Linked DNA regions of Homo sapiens: region 1 is linked to region 2. The links are chromatin loops, found by intact Hi-C in ENCODE. Cell type or tissue: gastrocnemius medialis. All regions are shown on one strand. Links, peaks and the distances in the headings refer to the core of each region. The heading gives the core; the rest is flanking DNA. Region 1 overlaps NCOA1 (nuclear receptor coactivator 1). Region 2 overlaps NCOA1 (nuclear receptor coactivator 1).

Evidence for each region. A loop is a pair of places that touch in the nucleus more often than their neighbours do. Peaks named below come from ENCODE experiments on the same cell type or tissue, not always from the same donor. Only the 100,000 strongest peaks of a DNase experiment are listed, where the experiment ranks them.
Region 1: it touches region 2 in a loop (2.8-fold over the local background); 1 of 110 quality-filtered maps calls a loop at or near these places.

Annotation. Positions count from the first base shown.
Region 1 is chr2:24,717,306-24,725,305 of GRCh38, forward strand. All of the region lies in intron 14 of NCOA1 (nuclear receptor coactivator 1), which reads left to right. Among named protein-coding and RNA genes, the nearest start is that of PTRHD1, 72 kb to the right of the region's middle. In gastrocnemius medialis, for the core only: no CTCF peak of the experiment used is centred there; a DNase peak (open chromatin) is centred at 4,356; H3K27ac peaks cover 3,552 bases.
Region 2 is chr2:24,649,407-24,661,911 of GRCh38, forward strand. It overlaps NCOA1 (nuclear receptor coactivator 1), which reads left to right. Exons shown (of 23, transcript NM_003743.5): 5 at 9,255-9,360. The coding sequence starts at 9,272. Among named protein-coding and RNA genes, the nearest start is that of PTRHD1, 140 kb to the right of the region's middle. In gastrocnemius medialis, for the core only: no CTCF peak of the experiment used is centred there; DNase peaks (open chromatin) are centred at 8,595 and 9,315; H3K4me3 peaks cover 410 bases; H3K27ac peaks cover 7,809 bases.

The DNA of each region.
Region 1 (8,000 bases), core at 1-8,000, 63 kb after region 2:
TGTTTATGGCAGCTTTATCCATAATTGCCAAAACTTGGAAGCGATCAAGCCATGAAAAGACATTGCTGAGAAGAAGCCAATCTGAAAAGGCTACACATCCTGTATAATTCCAGCCGTATTCTGGAAAAGGCAAAGCTGTGGAGACAGTCAAAAGATCAGGAGTTGCCAGGGGTTTGTTGTCAGTGGTTGCCAAAGGCAAGGATGAATAAGGAGAACACAGGGGATTTTATGTGATAAGTATCATACCTAAAAATCCCCTGTGTTCATATCATGTATAAATAAATGTACATAGACATATACACATATATATATATAAATCATGTGTATGCAATGACATGTATCTATCCTGTCATTCTGTATTGGTCAAAATATCAAAATCCACAGAATGTACAACACAAAGAGTGAACTCTAATGTAAACTGTGGACTTTAGTTAATACTAATGTGTCAATATTGGCTTATCAGTTCTAACAAATGTACCACACTAATGCAATAGTAGGAAAAACTGTCCAATCTAAACACTGGGCAAAGGATTTTAAAAGATATTTCACAAAGGAAGATATGAAAATGGCAAATCAGCATGTGAAAAGATGGTTAATATCTTTTTTTTTTTTTTTTTGAGTCTCTCTGTTGCCTAGGCTGGAGTGCAATGGCATGATTGCCGCTCGCTACAACCTCTGCCTCTCAAGTTCAAGCAATTCTCGTGCCTCAGCCTTCCAAGTAGCTGGGATTACAGGTGTGCACCACTATGCCTGGATAATTTTTTTTGTATTTTCAGTAGAGATGGGGTTTCTCCATTTTGGCCAGGCTGGTCTAGAACTTCTGGCCTCAAGTGATCCACCCGCCTTGGCTTCCCAAAGTGCCAGGATTACAGGTGTGACCCACTGCTCCCGGCCAAGATACTTAACATCTTTAATCATCAAGGAAATGCAAATTAAAACTACAGTGCAATACCACTGCATACCCATTAGAATGCCCAAAATTTTAAAAACTGACCATACCAAGTGATGGCAAGTGATGGCAAGGGTGTGGAACAATTTGAACTTTTACATTGCTAATGGCATGTAAAGTGGTATAGCAAATTTGGAACATTGTTCAGCAATTTCTCATAAAGTTAATCATACATTTACCATGTAACCCAACAGTTCAACTTTTAGGTATTTAACCAAGAGAAATGAAAGTCCACGTCCATAAAGATACTTGACTACAAATATCCATACAGTTTTATTCAAAATAGCCCCAAACTGGGTGGGCGCGGTGGCTCACACCTGTAATCCCAACATTTTGGGAGGCTGAGGCAGGCAGATCACTTGAGGTCAGGAGTTCAAGACCAGTCTGGCCAACATGGTGAAACTCCATCTCTACTAAAAAAAAATACAAAACTAGGCTAACATGGTGAAACCCCATCTCTACTAAAACTACAAAAAAAAAAAAAACAAATCAGCCGGGCGGCTACTCAGGAGGCTGAGGCAGGAGAATGGCCTGAACCCGGGAGGCAGAGCTGGCAGTGAGCCGAGATCGCGCCACTGCACCCCAGCCTGGGCGACAGAATGAGACTCTGTCTCAAAAAAAAAAAAAAGCCAGGTGTGGTGGCGGGCGCCTGTAATCACAGCTTCTAGGGAGGCTGAGGCACGAAAATCACTTGAACCTGGGAGGTGGAGGTTGCAGTTAGCCGAGATCGCACCATTGCATTCCAGCCTGTACTACAAAGTGAGACTCTGTCCCAAAAAAAAAAAAAAAAAAAAAAAAAAACCCCAAACCGGAACAAACTAAATGTCTGTCAACAAGTAAGTGGTGTATTCATAAAATGAAACACTGCTCAGCAATGAAAAGGAAGGAACTATAATACTATTACATAGGATGAATTACTCTTGGAAACATGCTAAGTGAAAAAAGCCATATATATTCAGATTTTTTTTAAGCTCTCAAACAGGCAAAACTAATCTGTAGTAATAGAAGTCTGATCATTGTTTGCCTGAGTTAGGAAGATTGATAGCCAAGGAACATGAAGGAAATTTTAGAGGTGATAGAAATATTCTGTTTTCTTGATTTGAGTGGAAAGTCCTGGGTTTATACCTTTCTCAAAATTTGTTGAACTGTACAAAATTTGTTGAACTTAAAATGGGTGCATTTTATTGTATGTAAATTATACATCAATGAAGTTTAGTTTAGAAATATCTGAGAGTAGAATGATTTCCAGCCAATAACTATCACATTTCTTGTAGTTGTAAAGATAGAATAAAGCATTTTCAGATATAAAAGACCTCAGATTTTATCTGCTTGATATATTCACCTTTTCTAGCAAAGGTCCTGGAAGATGTCCTTAAACAGGGGAAAACCAAAAGAGACAAAACCAAAAGAGACGGAGGAAGCAAAGGATCTGAAAGGAAGCCCAGGAATGACAGCTGATCCACAAGATTAGGGAACAACCAGTGCATATTGAACCGGGGGCCTGGCGAATCCTCTAGAAAGGAGGCCTCCAGAGAAGAAATGAATTGATCTCCTTGAGTTTATAGAAAATATTATTGATAGATTTATGTCAGAATGTTGAAACATCTGATAAATTCTAGAACCGCTGACAAATGAAAACATAAGAAAATTATTAACTCCAGAAAAAAGAAAGTATGGCACAAGAGAGGAGGTTCGAACAAAGTGCACAATTTGACTTAGCAGTGAGCAATATTTGCATAATCATAATCAAAATATTAGCTTTTGATTTTATAAAAAACTATGATCTCTGTTAGGGAATTGGGAACCAGGATGGTAGTAAGAGAGGTACATGTGGAAGAACTAAGACCTCATCTATAATGAGGGGAAGTCAGTAAATCTAAAATGGAGACATCAAGAAATAGCAATATATGCATATTTAGAAATAAATAGGCAATGCCAAAGAAAACAGTTTTCAGAGTTGCAGATGGTTGCCTCTATTGAGAAGGAGGTAACTAAGTGACTGGAAGGGGTGAGGCAAGAAACTGCTTTATTTATTATGGGCCTCTTGGTTCTGACTTATAAAATTATGTGTGTGTGTTAACTTGATAAAAACTAGAGTTAATAGAAATAGTATCTGCTAGCTTTGCAAGTTGTGAAAGTGGGGTGTTTTCTGTCATAGTCTGTATTGAGGCAAACAGCTTTTTTCTCCCTTGAGGCTTCCCCTCCGGAGTACAGCTCCATAAGTGAAAGTATGTAAATAGGCCAGAATCTGTTTCACCTCGTGCTAATATGTTCGCAAAGGCCAAGAGCATAGAGGGGAAGATACCAAGGTAGATATGGGGGAGGTCAGTAGATGCAGACAACCAGTCTACAATGTGTAGATATAGACAGGAAAGAAAAAAGAATTCAGAGACCATAAGGCTAAGGAAACAAGTTGGGTGTGAAAAAGGAAAAAAGAATTAAGGATTGCAGAAGGAAAAAGAAAGAAAAAAGATGGGAACAAAAATATGATAGCGTATAAAGAGAAGAAGAAAAGAATCACTTCTAATTCTCTGCCCCACTCTTACCTCTAAATTGTCCCATCACTACTGTCTACTAGAACCAGAGTCTATTATTGATTGGCCCACATCTTAAGTTTGTGCCCGCCCAGGAAAATCAAGCACCTTTCCTTACTTTAGTCTTCAATCTTAGCTGAACTGTGTCACGTACAAATATCTTGCATAGGATAGTTTAATTATCATCCTCCTTCACCACCTGAGATACACAGTTAGAAGTAATGGCTCTATCCCCCATGACACTTATCTTTTTCTCTTATACTTTTCTTTTCCTTGCCATTTTGCACTGTATTCTGAGAGAATCTCTGAGCTCAACTTTCCAGATCAAAACTAAATCTTCAGCTATGTCCATCCTGCCCTTCAGTCCATCTATTGAGATCATTTCATCATAGCTATAATTTTAAGATTTCTAAACATTCTTTTTCTTAGGAGTCTATTACTTTTTATGGATGCAATAGACTTTTTAATCTGTATGATGATATTTATTGTAATTTGGGGTTCACTCATTTTCTATACTAACTCTTTTTTCTTCAACATTACTTTCTTCATTAAAGTTGCTTTCTTTCTCCTGTTGACTTTTCTTGAATGTTTGGTAAATTTTGACTGTCTCTCCATATATATTGAAAAAGATCTAGAATTTTAAAATACTGGTAGCTAGTGTATTTCTTTAGCTAAAGTGAGAAGCCCTTTTCCCCTGGCAGTGAATGTAGATTCTGATTATAGAAGCCCTACTTCTCAGTTGTTGTGAGGAATAGGCCTTGGAGGTGGGGAAACCCCTTGTGGCAGCCCTAGCACCCCCTTTGGGAGATTCCCTGGGCAGAACTCCCATTTTGAGTCATATGCTCACAATTGTAATCCCATGGACAGGTGCCAGAGTCAGCTGCACTCAGAGCAATGGCCTGGCAGCAGCTGTTCAGCCATCCATAATTATCCAGCAATTGCCCATGGCCTGTTCCTTTATTTGCTCAAATGACCACTGAGCCTGGAGTTGTTCTGGTGTTCTGGGAAAATTCCTCTCTTTGGAAAATCTCTTTCTCCTGTTGCAAGTGTTTTAGTTTAGTTGAAGTTTCACAATCAGTTTGTTTCCATTTGTGTTTTGTCTTTCAGAAATTCTTCGTTGTTTTAGTCTTCTGCCATGAAAATTTCTTCTGCCTTTCCTTCGGCTGTAGATTTGTGTTCCCCTTTTTTCTTTCTTGAGTTATTTCAGTGGTGTTTTTGAAGAGAAAATAAAATATAAGTGATATATCTGCCACATTGAACCACAAGTCTCCTTGGGTTCGTTTACAAATGAGAAAACAAAGGTCCAGAGAAAAGGGAGACACATAAACACACACAGACAAAAACTTCCCCAAAGTAGTATTTGTAGAATAAACCAGGATTTAAATCTCAATCCACCTGGTTTCAAAACATGTTGTGTGTATGCACACACACACACCCAAGCAGTGTGGCCAAGTGATTTAAGTAATTTTGTTAGAAATGTTCTACCAGAGCACATCCAGGTAAATACTGCTTTTTCAATGGAGATAGCTTTTATGAGGGTACTGTTGATCAGAATGTGTACAGCATGCCTGTTTGTCAGTACCTTCAAAACCTTTGCTGTGTCCTTTTGACTATCTTCAAATCCCTATTGTTTGAGGGTAGATTTCACTTTTGAAAATTTCCAGTCATGTGGAACCAAATACGTTGATCTAAAAAGAATAATGCTGTTTTTTTTAAATCAAAAACTAAAAAGTGTACCTATGAGGAAACTTATTTTCTTGAAGGACCTGTGGACTGGTTGAGATAGTTCCTGAAGAATTCCAAAAATATTTAAGCATTGACATCACTGGAATAAGTGAATGACCGTGTGAGGCAGTTGTTTTTGTGTTCTGTGAACATAAACATTCTGGGATAATTTTTTTTTAATCTTATTAATTCACAGTAAATCAAAAATATTGTATAACTATAAAAATCACTATTTTCGTATGCAACATTTTCAGTACCTAAAAAGATCCATTTTTCAGCTTGGGCAACATGGTGAAAAATGGGCAACATGGGCAAAAAATACAAAAATTAGCCAGGCATGGTGGTATGCACCTGTAGTCCCAGCTACTTGGGGAGCTGAGACAGGAGGATCACTTGAACCCAAGGAGGTGGAGGTTGCAGTGAGCCGAGATCATGCCACTACACTCCAGCCTGGGCGACAGTGAGACCCTGTCTCCAAAAAAAAAAAAAAAAAAAAATCCTTTGAAGTTACATTTCATGGTTTTTGTATATTTGTTTATTTATTTTTAGTGATTAAGATATTCACGGTTCAACATTCAAAAAAGTTTTTAAAATATATAGTGAAAAATATCTTTCCTGGCAGTATCGTTTTTTCTGTACCTTCAAAAATTACGTACATAGACTTCCCTTTTTAAAATACAAATAGTGTCATACTATACACATTAGCTGTTCTGTATCTTAGTCACTTTTTCACTTAATGTTCTATGGATGTCATTCTGTATCAGTGCATAAAGAGCATCTTTATTCTTTTTTTATAGCTGTACAACTTCTTACAGTTGTACCAGAATTTACTTAACCAGTAGCCTGATAGGCATCTTTTGCTATCACAAAGCTGTAATGAATAATCTTATGTAGAGATAATTTACCACATGTGACGGTATATCTGAGATACAAGTTCTGAATAGAATTGCTGGGTCAAAAGATAGATATTGCCAAATAGTCCTTTCCAGCAGTTGTTTCAGCTTACACCCTAACTGATAATGTTTCCATTTCTGCATATCCTTGCCAATACATTGAATTATGTACTTTCTCATTTTTGCCCATCTGATGGTTTTATTCTTTTAGGTATCTCAATGTCATTTTAATCTATATTTCTTTTATTGTGAATTAGATCATATTTTAATGATTTTATAATATTCATTTATGTTCATATTCTCTACCTATTGTCTTACTGGGTTTTTATCCTATTGATTTATAGAATTTTTTATATGTTAGAAAAATGAGTTCTTTGTCTACATCATGTTTTGAAAAAAATAAAACACTGTAACTGCTGTGCAGTTACTGCCAAATGTAACACAAAACTAAACCAGAAACTTCCTTAACAACAGCTGAAGAAAATTAACTGTGAATATCAAAATCAGTAGATACTAAATCAACTGTTAGAAGAGTAGAATGTGCAAAAGCCACCCTCATGGTTAAGAAAATGCTTTCTACTTGGTGTACAGAAATTTTTTTCTATATCCTAATCTTGGAAGTGACAGAAATTTTTAAATTATTTCTTAATATAAGGGGGGTTTTTTTGTTTGTTTTTTGTTTTGTTTTGTTTTGTTTTGTTTTGTTTGCTGGGTTCAGTGTCCCTTTTAGCTATATTTTAAATGGAGGAAGTATGATGTTGAGCCCTTTGCAAAGATGATAACGAATGTTAATAGCTTGATCGGGGGATCCCTAGGGCTTGTTTTCTGCCCCTACTTCAGCTGCCTGTTTCCAGCAGAAATGACTGTATTGTCCTGTATTACATGTATACTTACTCATGTTTGTGTCACAGAAATGACCAAAAATATTTCATTTATTCTCTGGACAAAGAGAGAGAGCCTGTGTATTTCCTAGAAGAAATACGTGAAGCATACCTTCACATTTTTTACAGAAGGCAGTTTCTAAAGAAAGTCGCAAAAGGTTGAAATGACTTTCAGAATAAAAACCAACTTCTTTTAAGCATGCAGTCTATCCAAACAAAACTTTTTTTTGACTTAAAATTTTATTAGTATGGGGATTTTTTTGTTTGTTTTTGTTTGCTTAGTCACCAAACTCAGCATATGAATCTTATTTTGAAAATATTTTATCCAACTTATTTTCTTAACATTTTTTTCAAGACTAGTAAAATTAGATACTGTGTCCTATTACTGAGTCAAATAAACTATCTTGCAAAACTTAGTATTGCTAGTAGACAGTGGACAGCCATGTAAATTTTCTTAGACTTTTAAATTAATTAATTTTGGTTATAATAATTAAGATTAGATTTCTTGAAATAAGATTGAGGAATTAACATGTAGGCAGAGCCAATGGGACAGTTTTAGATAATCTTTGACCAACTTTCTGATTTAAATAATGACAGAAAGTAAGTGATTATTTCCCTTTTTTTTTGTTGTTTTATTTTGTTGTGTTTTTCAGAATCCTACAGAATTTGATTTCTATATCATTTGTCATGATAGAGATGAGGTTAATCGAAAGCTGTAATTATATACATTTAAAAGTAAATGTGTTTATGTAACTTTTATTTCTCAGTTATACTAAATATTGAATATATTCACTTAGAAGTGAGCCTTGCATGTATTATGTAGTTAATAATGTTCAGTAACTAGCATTAAGTACATTTTGGGAAGCATCCTTAAATCTACTTATTCTTCATTCATTCGAATGAGAAATTCTACCTCAATAAGCTTTCCCTTAAAACTCCAAGGCTGTTTTAGTTTTTAAAAAAAGATTCTATTTGGGCTACTATAACAAAATACCACTGACTAGGTGGCTTAAACAAC
Region 2 (12,505 bases), core at 4,506-12,505:
TGATTTTTCCTCAAGAAATACCAACACAAATTAAAGTGGATTTTGGAAGACATGTGCAGTATACCTGCATAACTCTATGTCACTCTTAAGATAACTGGATTCATAGTTTCATAAGGAAATGTTGAGTTATTTTGCTAATTTGTTCTAATAAGATAGCTGCCACAAATATGTGATACAATGCTATTTTCCCTCAGTCGTGAATATACTAGGAATATTTTAATAAGGCAAATGTTTATTCTTCATCTTAAAATTAAATTTTAAATGAAGCCAATATGAGGAAAATATTAGGTTTTAAAACTAATTTGGTTTTCCTTTTTCTATGTATTTGTTAATAGAAAACAAAATAAACTTTTCTTTTTTCAAACTTATTTGTATTTAGAAAAATTAATGCAAAGAAAAAAAGCATTGTCGCTTAGTCTGTGGAATAAGCTTTTAGTGGTAAACACAGACGTATTAAATATATTGTTTCAAACATTAAGATACATTTAGAGGGCAAGTTACCAAATCCTTGATAATGTCTTTATTATTAGCATAATAAATTTAAAAGACTGCACAGGATTCTCTTTTACAAAAAGCACTATAAGAAAAATCTAGTATTTTATAGTAGAATATGAAATAAGATTAAATGGTGTTTTGATTTTTAAGAATTCATTGATTGCTTTGAATCCATTTATTTGATTTTGCTTTTTATTCTTGGCCATAATGGTTAAGAACGTTGGCAGTGATTTATGGTAGAAGCTTAGGGGAGCAGGGTCTCTTCTCTGGGCCAAGGATAACTACCATCTCAATTTGGGCCCTGGCATTGTGGATTTTGAGAGAACTTTTGTTTCCAGGGATTTCAGGAAATCCCTACCCATTCAATTAGCTTCAAAATATCTAGTATTCAACAAAAATTAGGAGGCATGCAAAGAAACAAAAATATTTGGCCCATATACAGGAAAAATAACAATCAGTAGTATCTGTCCCTAAGGGGGCCAGACATTGGACCTATTAAAGAAGAAAAAGTAGATAAGTTGGACTTCATTAAAATTAAAAACTTTTGTTCATTAAAGAATACTGTAAAGAAAATGAAAAGAGAAACCACAGAATTGGAGAAAATCATCTGTAAGTCATATATCTGATAGGGGTCTAATACCCCGAATGTAAAGCACTCTTATGACTCAATAAAAAGACAAGTTAAACCCAACCCAAAATCCTACAACTCAATAGCAAGAAAACATATAACCCAGATAAAGATCAGGCAAAGGACCTGAAAAGATATTTCTTTAAGGATGACATAAAAATGGCCAACAAGTATATGAAAGTTGCTCAACATCATAAAATGATCAAGGAAATGTAAGTAAAAGCCACTTTATCACCTCACATCTACCAGCTATTAGGATAGCTGTTACAAGTTGAGTATCCCTTATCAAAAATGTTTGGGGGACCAGGATTGTTTGATATTTTGGATTTTTATGGATTTTAGAATATTTGCATTATACTTACCAGTTGAGCATCGAAAATCTGAAATGCAGAATGCTCCAATGAGCATTTCCTTTGAGTGTTATGTTGGCATTCAAAAATTTTTGGATTTTGGATCATTTTAGGTTTGGGATTTTTAGATTTGGGATGCTCAACCTGTATCAAAAAGACAAAAGATAACAAGTATTGGCAAAGGTGTTGAGAAAAGGGAACCCATGTACCCTTTTGATGGGAACTTAGAATGGAGCAGCCATTATGAAAAACAGTATAGATACTCCTAAGGAAATTAACATATGACTCAGAATTAACATATGACCCAGCAATACCTTTTCTGGGTATATACCCAAAAGAGATGAAATCAGCTCATAAAGCTGTCTGCACTCCCATGTTCATTGCAGCATTATTCACAATAGCTGAGACATGGAAACAACCTAGGGGTTGCTCAGTGGACAAATAGATAAAGAAGTTGTAATATATATATGCAATGGAATATTATTCAGCCATTAAAAAGGAGGAGATCCTGCCATTTGCCACAACATAGGTGAGCCTGGAGGACATTTTGCTAAGTGAAATAAGTCAGACACAGAAAGAAGAATATTGCATAATCTCATTTACATGAGGCATCTTTAAAAACAAAGGCAAATATACAGAGATAGAGAATAAAACATTGCCATAGTGGGGAAAAATGGGTAACTATGGGAGATGATGGATATGTTCATTTGTTCATTTACAATAATAATATAACCATCATAATATATATAATAACCATTTTACTACATATCCTCATCTCATGACATCATGTTGTAAATCATAAATATACACAGTAAAATTTAGTTTTTAAAAAATAGGCAAAGGAGCTGAATAGACACATCTCCAAATAAGACATACAAATGGCCAATGAGTGCAAGAAAAGATGCTTGGTGTCATTAGTGATTAGGGAAATAGAAATCAAAACCATGAGATACCATTTCACACCCTCAAGGATGGCTGTAATTTTTTAAAGACAGGAAATAACTCTTTATTTGGTGAGGTTGTGGAAAACTGGAACCCTTGTACATTACTGGTGGGAATTTTAAATGGTGTAGTTACTGTGGAAAACTGGCTTTGATAATTCCTCAAAAAGTTAAAGAGTTACTGTATAACCTAACAGTTCCACTCCTAGTTAAATACTCAAGAGAATTAAAAACATGGCCACATAAAAACTTGTACATAAATGTTCACAGCAGCATTACTGATAATATTCAAAAAGTGAAAACTACCTAAATATCCATCCACTGGTGAATGGATAAACAAAATATGGCATCTCCAAACAATAGAATATTATTCAATTATTAAAAAGGCAGTGAAAATCCTGAAGTCCCTATCCTTCCTTACCACATGAGAAAGATTTTGGTTGTCATTGAAATGAACAGCTAAAATGAAAACTTGTTTCAAAGACCCTTACGTGTCTTAGGACTCCAGTTTGAGAAACATTTTTTTGGAAATTACCTAGTTCAGATCTCTATTTATCATGTTTTTCCTGTGTGATGCCCTTCATACAACTATTAACTTGGGGATATTTAGCTCTCAGAGTATCCTTCTCACTATATATAAATGCTTCTTCGTGCTAACTGCCTGCTAAGCATTTTTAAATATATTATTAGAAATGTTTATTAACTAATTGGCAGGGACTTTTTAAAATTATGCAGTTCTCAGCTAAATCCAAGAAATGAATGACAGATTTCTTATGTAGAAATTTAAATTCAACTGAATTATAAGGCACAGTTCTATTTCTTTAGCCTTCACCTGTTTGGTTTAGTCTGGTACATTTGAACAGAGATAAATGTAGTTTCTAGTTCCTAAAACTACTCTCTAGAGATTGCATAAGATTGGGTATAATTTAGCAACTCTTTTTAAATCAACAGGGTACTTTTACTTAGAAACCTTACCTCTTTTTAAATAGTGATATGCAAATTGGTTTCCTGAAACCAGCATTTATTTTCTTAATGATTCTTATTTAAGTACCCTGACTGCGAAATACAAAGCCATTTCACATAAATACAACTGTAATAGTTTTTCCTCATGAGAAGTTTTACATTGCCTTGTTTATTGTGTTTTGTAAACAGGAAGCAGTTAATACCAGAATCATACTATCAGCAAATTATGGGTGACTGTCTCATAGCTCTTCAGCTCTTGGCTCTTATTTCAGTAGGCCAGCCTGTCTGGCTGCTGTTGTTTGTTGTTTGCTCTCCCTAGCCCCAGAATCTCAGATATAGCAGTTGTGAATCTCCAGCTAGTAGTCTAAGGGTAGTACATATGGGAATCTTGCTTTAGATCCAGAGGTATTTATTACTCAAAATTATTCAATCTGTGAGATTGTATTATTCAGATCATGTAACTGCAGCATGGCTTGGGTTTGTAGTACTGTGAAATATCACGGGTTGTTTTTTTACAAAATAATAGATCTTTACTTTTTCAAAATTAGAATATTCCCTAATTTCTAGACCAAGAAGGCAGTTTGCTGTTTTTTTCCCATTGAAAGACAATAAGGATTTTAAGAAATTTCATGTTTCTCAATTATAAGAAATAATTTCAAAGATTTTAAAAATATTTCAGAAAATATTTAACCATACAAATTAAATATCTTTGTTTTAGAAATCTTAAATGTTGTATTAGTAAGATAGGTTAATTGTTTTTAATTCATCACCTATTTATTTAGTTTCTCTATCCTTTAGGTATTGTGTTAGATATTGGATATACAATAAAAAGATCTAATAACTGGCTTTGAGTTCACAATCCCAAAAGGGAGACAAAATAATTGTAACTTATAGCACATTGTAATAAAAAAACATAGGCCCAGGATTATTTTGAGAACAAGTAGAATTTCAGATGGATAAATTCTTAGATGGACATAACCTAATTTCATTGGAGGCCGAAAAGATGAGCAGCTAAGGAAACAAAAAATGGCCCCTGAACATGAAGTAAGCGTTAGCCAACTCTTTTCTTTTGAATTGGGCAAATTCTAAAGTCATGTCTTTCAACTTCCTTGTTCAGCATTTTCTTCTCTCTTTTGTTTCTACTTTTGTAGAAAAGTTTAGAATTGATGCTTCATTATTACAAATTTATTGCATTATTTCATTTTTGTATTACTAAATTTTAAAATACATTTTATTTATATGAAATTATATGACTTCTTTACTTATGTGAACTTTGGTTAATCTTATTTATGCTTCTGTGAATCTCTGCAGGAAAACAAGGTGTATATTTTGTTAGTTCCAGTAATACAATGGACTGATTATTTTTATTTTGTGTTTGAGTTTTAGAATGGATGGTAACAAAACCATGTTGGTCTTTTGACTTTGTTTTGTGGTGGCTGTTGCAAGTCTGGTATATTTGCCTTGCATTGGGGTTGTTCATATTAAATTGTAAATTTTGCAAAGGCCAACTAGGCTTCTATATTTTCCTTATTGTGTGTTCCTTCCTCTCCAGTCACCCCCATAGAAGGTTTAATAAATTGTTTTTTAAGACATTAATCTGTAATGCAGTTCATCTCATTTATCATTAACAGAAATCTGAAATTTAAAAGTATATCATTTTTTATACATGTTTAATTTGAGGTGACAGTGGGATATCCAAATGAAAACATCCAGTTAACAAGTGGACATTCAGATACCAAATTACTAAGATGAGAAAGATTGTGGACATTCAGATACCGGATTACTAAGATGAGAAAGATTGTACTTACTCTTCACAGAGGAAGTCTTAGAATAAAAGTCAAATCCTATCATCCTTCTGTTGTTAATCCTCCAGTGACTGCCTCAGTCACTGGGACTTAGTCCTTGCAATGACTTTTAAGACCTTACATGGTATAGCCTCCTATTATCTCTCTGAACTCGTCACTTACTCCCCCATCCCCCAGGTTCTAGCCATGCTCACCTCTTTCATGTTTCTCAAAAAGCAGTTATGCTCCTGCTTTAAGGTCCTTCTACCTCCCCTTGCCAGAAGCACCCTTCTTCCATTTATCATTCTCTTGGCTGTCTCTCCCTTACCCCCTTCTTACCTTTGTTCATATCTCTCACTTTTTCAGTGAATCCTTTCCTAATTACCTTACTTGCTTCCCTTCCACTTCCACATACCTAAGCCTCTGTTTTTGCTTTATTTTTCTCCAGAGTAAGTATTATAACTTACTTTTTAATTTTATGTGTTGTTGTCTCTGTCACAATAGAATGAAACTTAATGAGGACAGTTATTTTGTAAATTTTATTCACTGCTCTATCTCTAGTGCGTAGAACAGAGGTTGGCATATGGTAAGAGCTCAGTAAATATTTGCAGCTAATTTAAATTGGTCTTCTCCCACACTGAGATCAATTTAAAGTTTTTTGGCTAGTATTTACCTTTTTGTCTAATATTTACCTTTGCTGAGTACATATTACCAAGGATTTTATTTTTAAAGTCTTTTCTTGAAGTTGAAACTAAAGTTAACATATATAATCTATATGCTTGTATATACAGATGATATATATAACATAATTTTATTTATATGTAGATCATATAGTAATATGCAATACATAATACATGGCATATATAATCTATGAACACTTGATTGGACTGTCATTTAGTAATTCATTCACCAGATCCTATAATAGACTCACACAATAGGTGAGAGCAGATGCAAACTTTATATATTATGTTTAGGAGATTGGATGTTGTCCTATGGGCATTGAGGATTTAGTGAAGGGTTTTAAGTAAGAGATTGACATGATTAGATATACACTTGGTAGCCTACTCTGGTGGGTCTGCAGAGGATAAACTTAAGGAGGACAAGACCGGAAACAGGGAGAAGCTATTTGGGAAGCTATTTTAGTAGTCCAGCAAAAGAGTTAAATGAGAACCTGAATTGAGATCTTGGTAAAGGAGAATATGAAGAAAGGATGGATTTTGGAAATATTTAAGAAGTAATGGCCGGGCATGGTGGCTCACGCCTGTAATCCCAGCACTTTGGGAGGCCGAGGTGGGCAGATCACTAGGTCAGGAGATCGAGACCATCCTGGCTAACATGGTGAAACCCCATCTCTACTAAAAATACAAAAAATTAGCCGGGCATGGTGGCAGGTGCCTGTAGTCCCAGCTACTCGGGAGGCTGAGGCAGGAGAATGGCGTGAACCCGGGAGGCGGAGCTTGCAGTGAGCTGAGATCCCGCCACTGCACTCCAGCCTGGGCGACAGAGCGAGACTCCGTCTCAAAAAAAAAAAAAAAAAAAAAGGAAGAAGTAAAAACTGACATTTGCTTGCATGCAGGATATGAGAGAAGAGGCTAGAATGACTGCAGTGTACCAACTGAGACAAGAAATACATGAGAAGGAAATAGGTTTATAGAGAGACTTTGCCCAAGGACAGGCAGGTAGTGTTTAATCCAGGATTTAAACAAAGTTTTTCTGGCCCCAAAGCCCATGCTGGTTTTTTGTTTTGTTTTGTTTTTGCTTTTATTATTATTTTTAATTGTTGCATAATAATTGAACATATTTATAGGGTACAGTGTGATACTTTGATACATGTGTACAATGTGTGTGATCAAATCAGAGTAATTAGCATGTCCCTCACGTCAATCATTTTTCATTTCTTCGCATTGGGAACATTCAAAATCTACTCTTTTTGCTATTCGAAAATAAATTGTTGTTAATTATAGTTACCTACAATGCTATAGAACACTAGAACTAATTTCTCATATTTAGCTATACTTTTGGATCTGTTAAACAACCTCTGGCTATCCTCTCCTCCTCACATCCTTCCCAGCCTCTAGTAACCACTATTCTGCTATCTACTTCTATGAGATTAACTTCTTTAGTTTACACATGAGTGAGAATATGCAGTGTTTGTCCTGTGGCTGGCTTATTTCACCTAGCATGATGCCCTCCAAGTTTGTCCATGTTGCCATGAATAACAAGATTTCATTCTTTTTTGTGGCTGTCTGGTATATTTCACTGTGTATATATACCACATTTTCTTTACCCATATATCTGTTGATGGACACTTAGGTTGATTTCATATGTTGGCTTATTGTGAATACTGCCACATAAATATTGGAGTGCACATATCTCTTCAACATACTGATTTCATTTCCTTTGGACATATGCATATTTGTAGGATTGCTGTATCAGATATATAGTAGTTCTATTTTTAGTTTTTTGAAGAACCTCCATGCTCTTTTCCAAATGGCTACGCTAATTTACATTCCCACTAAAAATGTATACGAGTTCCCTTTTCTCTTCATTTCTTCCCGGCACGGAAGCCCATCCTTTTAACTACCATGTTGCAGTAGGCAAATCTAGTTGACTCCTTATCAGGGAAATGAGACCTTGAAAATGATACTTAAGCAGGGATGCTTTTGCTGCTGTTTATAGGACAGATTAGAAGTGAGAATGACTAGAATTGAGAAGCAAGATTAAAGGATCTTGCATTAATCTACAATTAGGTATTTGGTTCCAAATGAGGATTATAACTGTATCTGGGAATGAAGAAGGAAGAGACAATCTTGTTAAGGAAAAATTAGCAGGATCTGAATGCCAGTTAGAAATGAGTAAAAGAGAAGAATAAAAAATTGTAAAATTATGATCCTAAGAGTTGGAAATTTTCATAAATAGCACTTCTAATATGGAGAAATTGAAAATGTGCCTTTTTGGTTGCATGAAATAATAAGTTCATGATTAAAATGTTAGGGATTATTTGTACACCAAAAAATATGACAGTCATTAATCTTCAGAAAAGGGCTAGAAGCAGAGTCAGTTTTAAGACTAGAGAAAAGGGTTTACTCAGACATACCAGTTAAAGCCATGTGAGAGATTCTCAGCATTCTTTATAATAAAGTTTTTCAGTATGGCTGCTAACATACAGTGCTGTAGTTTAATAATTTAGAATTTAAGGAAAAGCTAAAGGTTCTCCCATTTAACAAGAATTTTCTTTCCTTTTATAAGGGTAGATGGAGTAAAAGAGAATGGTGAAGTGTGTTGTTTGGCACTAATAAAATCCAAAAGGTAGTGATGATTGTAAGACCAAGGATAGGATTCTGAGTTTCATTAGGGATTATATGGAGAATAATGGTTGATGAGGGACAGATCAGCAGGGATCTTTAAGTGCAGTTGCTAACTGGTGCAACATGTGAGAGACCTGGCTGGTGTGCTAGGCGGAATGACTTTGTGTTCTCTGGGATCTATACCAAGATCCTAACATAGACTAAACATTTGATCTTTGTTGCCTGACTACATAAACAAAAGGTTAGGAGTATAGAACTCACAGCGTACAATTCAAAATCTAAATCTAGTTTATCACTTTAACTTAATTATGTATGTACTATTTATCTTCCTATCAATATAAAATCCCAAACCTTATGAGTGAAAGTTATTTTAAATTCTTTTGAAAAGCAGCTTCTAAATAATAAATGCAAAGAATAATTTCTCTGACTCCAGTTCAACATTCGGCTTCTACATTTACACGTGAAAATGATTATTTTCTCTTTGGAAAAAAAAATCTCAGTATCTATTTAATTATTCTAACCATGTTTTCATCCTAATTGGTTGTAACAATTTCACAAAGGATTATTAATTTTATTTTACAGATGTAGAAAAGAAAGTATAGAAACACTATCTGATGACCTCTGTACTTTTATGTAGATCTTCATGTTTTTATGATGGCTGTAATTATCTATTCATTGATATAGCACAATTTTTAGAAATTTTCTAACAGAGGGGAGCTTCCCTACCTTTATTTGGTTGGAAAGGTCATAAGGGTAGATTTCTTACTGTTGTCCTTCCTGTTTAGGTGTGAAGTTTTTCAACATGAGTGGCCTCGGGGACAGTTCATCCGACCCTGCTAACCCAGACTCACATAAGAGGAAAGGATCGCCATGTGACACACTGGCATCAAGGTAGGAACACTCCTCTTAGTCTATTTTTGGCAGAGCTGCTTTATTACTTTCACTGCCACTTCAGAGCTTTTGTTTAATCTACTCCAAGTTCAGTGGCTTTCTTTGAGTCTTTCATACTCACCATGTTGTCTTCCTTCCCCCAGGGTCTTTGCACATGTTTCTCCCTCAATCCAGCTTGCTTCCTCTTGATTTCCTTTAGTTAACACCTACTCATCCTTCAGATGCCAGCTTAGTCATTACATACTTAAAGAGAGCCTTCTCTTCCTTCCATAACTGTTAGATCAAGTTCCTCCATTCATGTATCTGTCTCAGATGTTTTTATAGCCATGATCCATAATTGCAGATTTTTACTAGTGTGATTATTTCATGAATTTCTGGCTTCCCCGCTAGACTCTAAGCTGCCACTTGGTAAAGGACCTTGTTTGTTCTTGCTCATCATTGTATCCTTAGTTCCTAAAACAGTGTGTGGCTTATATATAGTAAGAACACAGTAAAGATTTGTCAAATGAATATATAAATCTATTATACACCTTTAATTGCTATCTTAGAACATTATGGCATTAATGGAGCTAAGAAATATCAGGATTTTAAAAAATGATTGTGTAGTTAAATATTTGGTTTGTTATAAGGAATATGACCACCTTGAACAGGCTAAAAGGAACCTAATGCTAAGGAGACCCTCACAAATGCCAGATAGAGAAGAAACCTCAAATGCCAGATAAATTTAAATATGCATAGTTATATTCAGTCCTATTAACTTTTGATTAGTATTGCATTACATGAATATACCACATTTGAAAAATATGTTTTTCTGCAGATACATACCCTAGCTGCTCATTTAATATTAGGTTAAAAGAGCAGCTAGCTTCCTACCTGAGAGCAGCTTCCTAGAATGAGTGGAGATTTTATTCCACTCATCTTCTAGGATTTAGAGGAAAGTTTTTCAAACTCCACACTATTGACATTTCGTGTCAGATAATTTTTTGTTGTGGGGGAGCTGTCCTGTATTTTGTAGGATGTTTAGCAGTATCCCTGCTTCTACACACCAAATGTCAGTAGCATCTTAGTTGTGACAACCAAAAATGTCTCCAAACATTGCCAAATGTCCCCTGGGGCCAGGGGAAACAAAATCACCTCTAGTTGATAATCACTGATCTAGAGAGTAAAGCTACAGAAGACTCTTCTGTCCTTGGATTACATGCTGCTTTCTCTCATGGGAGGAAAAAAAGGAGGATTTTAACAGGAGAATGCCAGGGCTCCAGGCTCGAGAAAGAAAAGTGACTATTTATCTTACTCAGCTCAGAGAGCTGTCAGAGAGAGACAATAACCTGAGTACTCATAATCACAAGTAAGTGTCCAGATGCTGGGAGGAAGGTTGAGATCAAGATGCAATCTAGAAGTGTGTCAAAAATTAATGCTCTTGTTTTATCTGTGTATAAAATCAGTCCTTAAAGGAAAAGCTAAGAATAAATATCTTTTACATTTAATTTTTTGTTTGGGGAAATTTTTTAAATATATAAAAGAATATAGGCGAAGACACTATATCATACAACAGAATGTAATTGATAATATTTTATCATATTATTATTTTGTTAATATGTTATCATATTTGCATAATCCTGTTTAAAAGTAATACAATATTAACAATTGATTTGTCTGCAGTATTTTAATCTATTTTTAATAATTATGTGTGTATTTTATATATATACACACACAGGTATCTGAGCAATATAGAATATTACATTTACATAATTTATGTAATACTGTATATATTTTCTATAGTATACTTTTTCAACATGGATTTTGAGGTTTAAATATGCATAGATATATTCAGTCCCATTAACTTTTGATTAGTATTGCATTACATGAATATACCATCTTTGAAAAATATATTTTTCTACAAATACATTCCCTAGAGATAAACAGCCTGTTACAAATTTTCAATGTTACAGCCAGCCCTGCAGCAAATATCCTCACACATATCTCCTATTTTATACATAAAAGTTTCTTTGGCTGGGTACAGTGGTTCACTCCTGTAATCCCAGCACTTTGGAAGGCCGAGGCAGGTGGATCACCTGAGGTCATAAGTTTGAGACCAGCCTGGCCAACATAGTGAAAACCCATCTCTATTTAAGAAAAAAAAAAATTGCCAGTTGTGGTGCCGGGCATCTGTAATCCCAGTTATTCAGAAGGCTGAGGCAGGAGAATCACTTGAACCCGGGAGGTGGAGGTTGCAGTGAGCCAAAATAGTGCCACTGCACTCCAGCTTGGGCAACAAGAGCAAAACTCCGGCTCAAAAAAAAAAAAGAGTTTCTTTAATATCTAGGTAAATTTTTATGTTCACTAGGTAAGTACCACATTGTTTTTCAAATAACAGGCATTGAGAATTCCTCTTTTCCCACATTCTTACTATCACTGTTCTCTTCTCATGTTAACACTTTGCCAGTCTAATGGGTGTGGGGTTATAGTTTAAAGGGCATTTCCATGATGATTAGATAAACTGATCACCTTTTTTTGGTCTTTTACTCATTTATATTTTCCTCCTTTATGAATTTCTTGGTTGTATCTTTTGCCCATGTTCCTGCTGGGTTGTTTGTTCTTTTATTTTTTGTTTCTAAGACTTACTTTAAATTTTCTGGTTATTAACCTTTTCTTGTTTATAACTGATGCAAGTATCTTCTCCCAACCTGTTGGTTAACATTATTTATGATGTCTCTTGACATACAGAGCCATAGGTTTTCATGTGTCAAGCTTTTTAGGGTCTTGTTTAATAATTTTTCTTCTACTCTAAGGTTTTAAATGTATTTTTATATGTTTTCTTCTAATACATGTTTAGGGTTTTAATTAATCTGAAATTTATTTTTGTGCATGGTGTAATATAGGGACCTAATTGTATTTATTGTTTTTCCCAGTTATCAGTAATGACACTACCCTTGACTGTTTTTATTCCGTTACCTTTATTATAAGTCAAGTTCCTGTATATATAGGGATCTGGTTCTGAGCTTTCTTATGATAATTGCCTTGATATGTGATGAAACAAGACGTTCTTGGTTATTCTTCAGATCCATCCATTGTGCTGAATCTTCTTATGTGTTTTAATGGTTTATCTGTAGATGCTCTGATGTTTTTGTGTATATAGCATCAT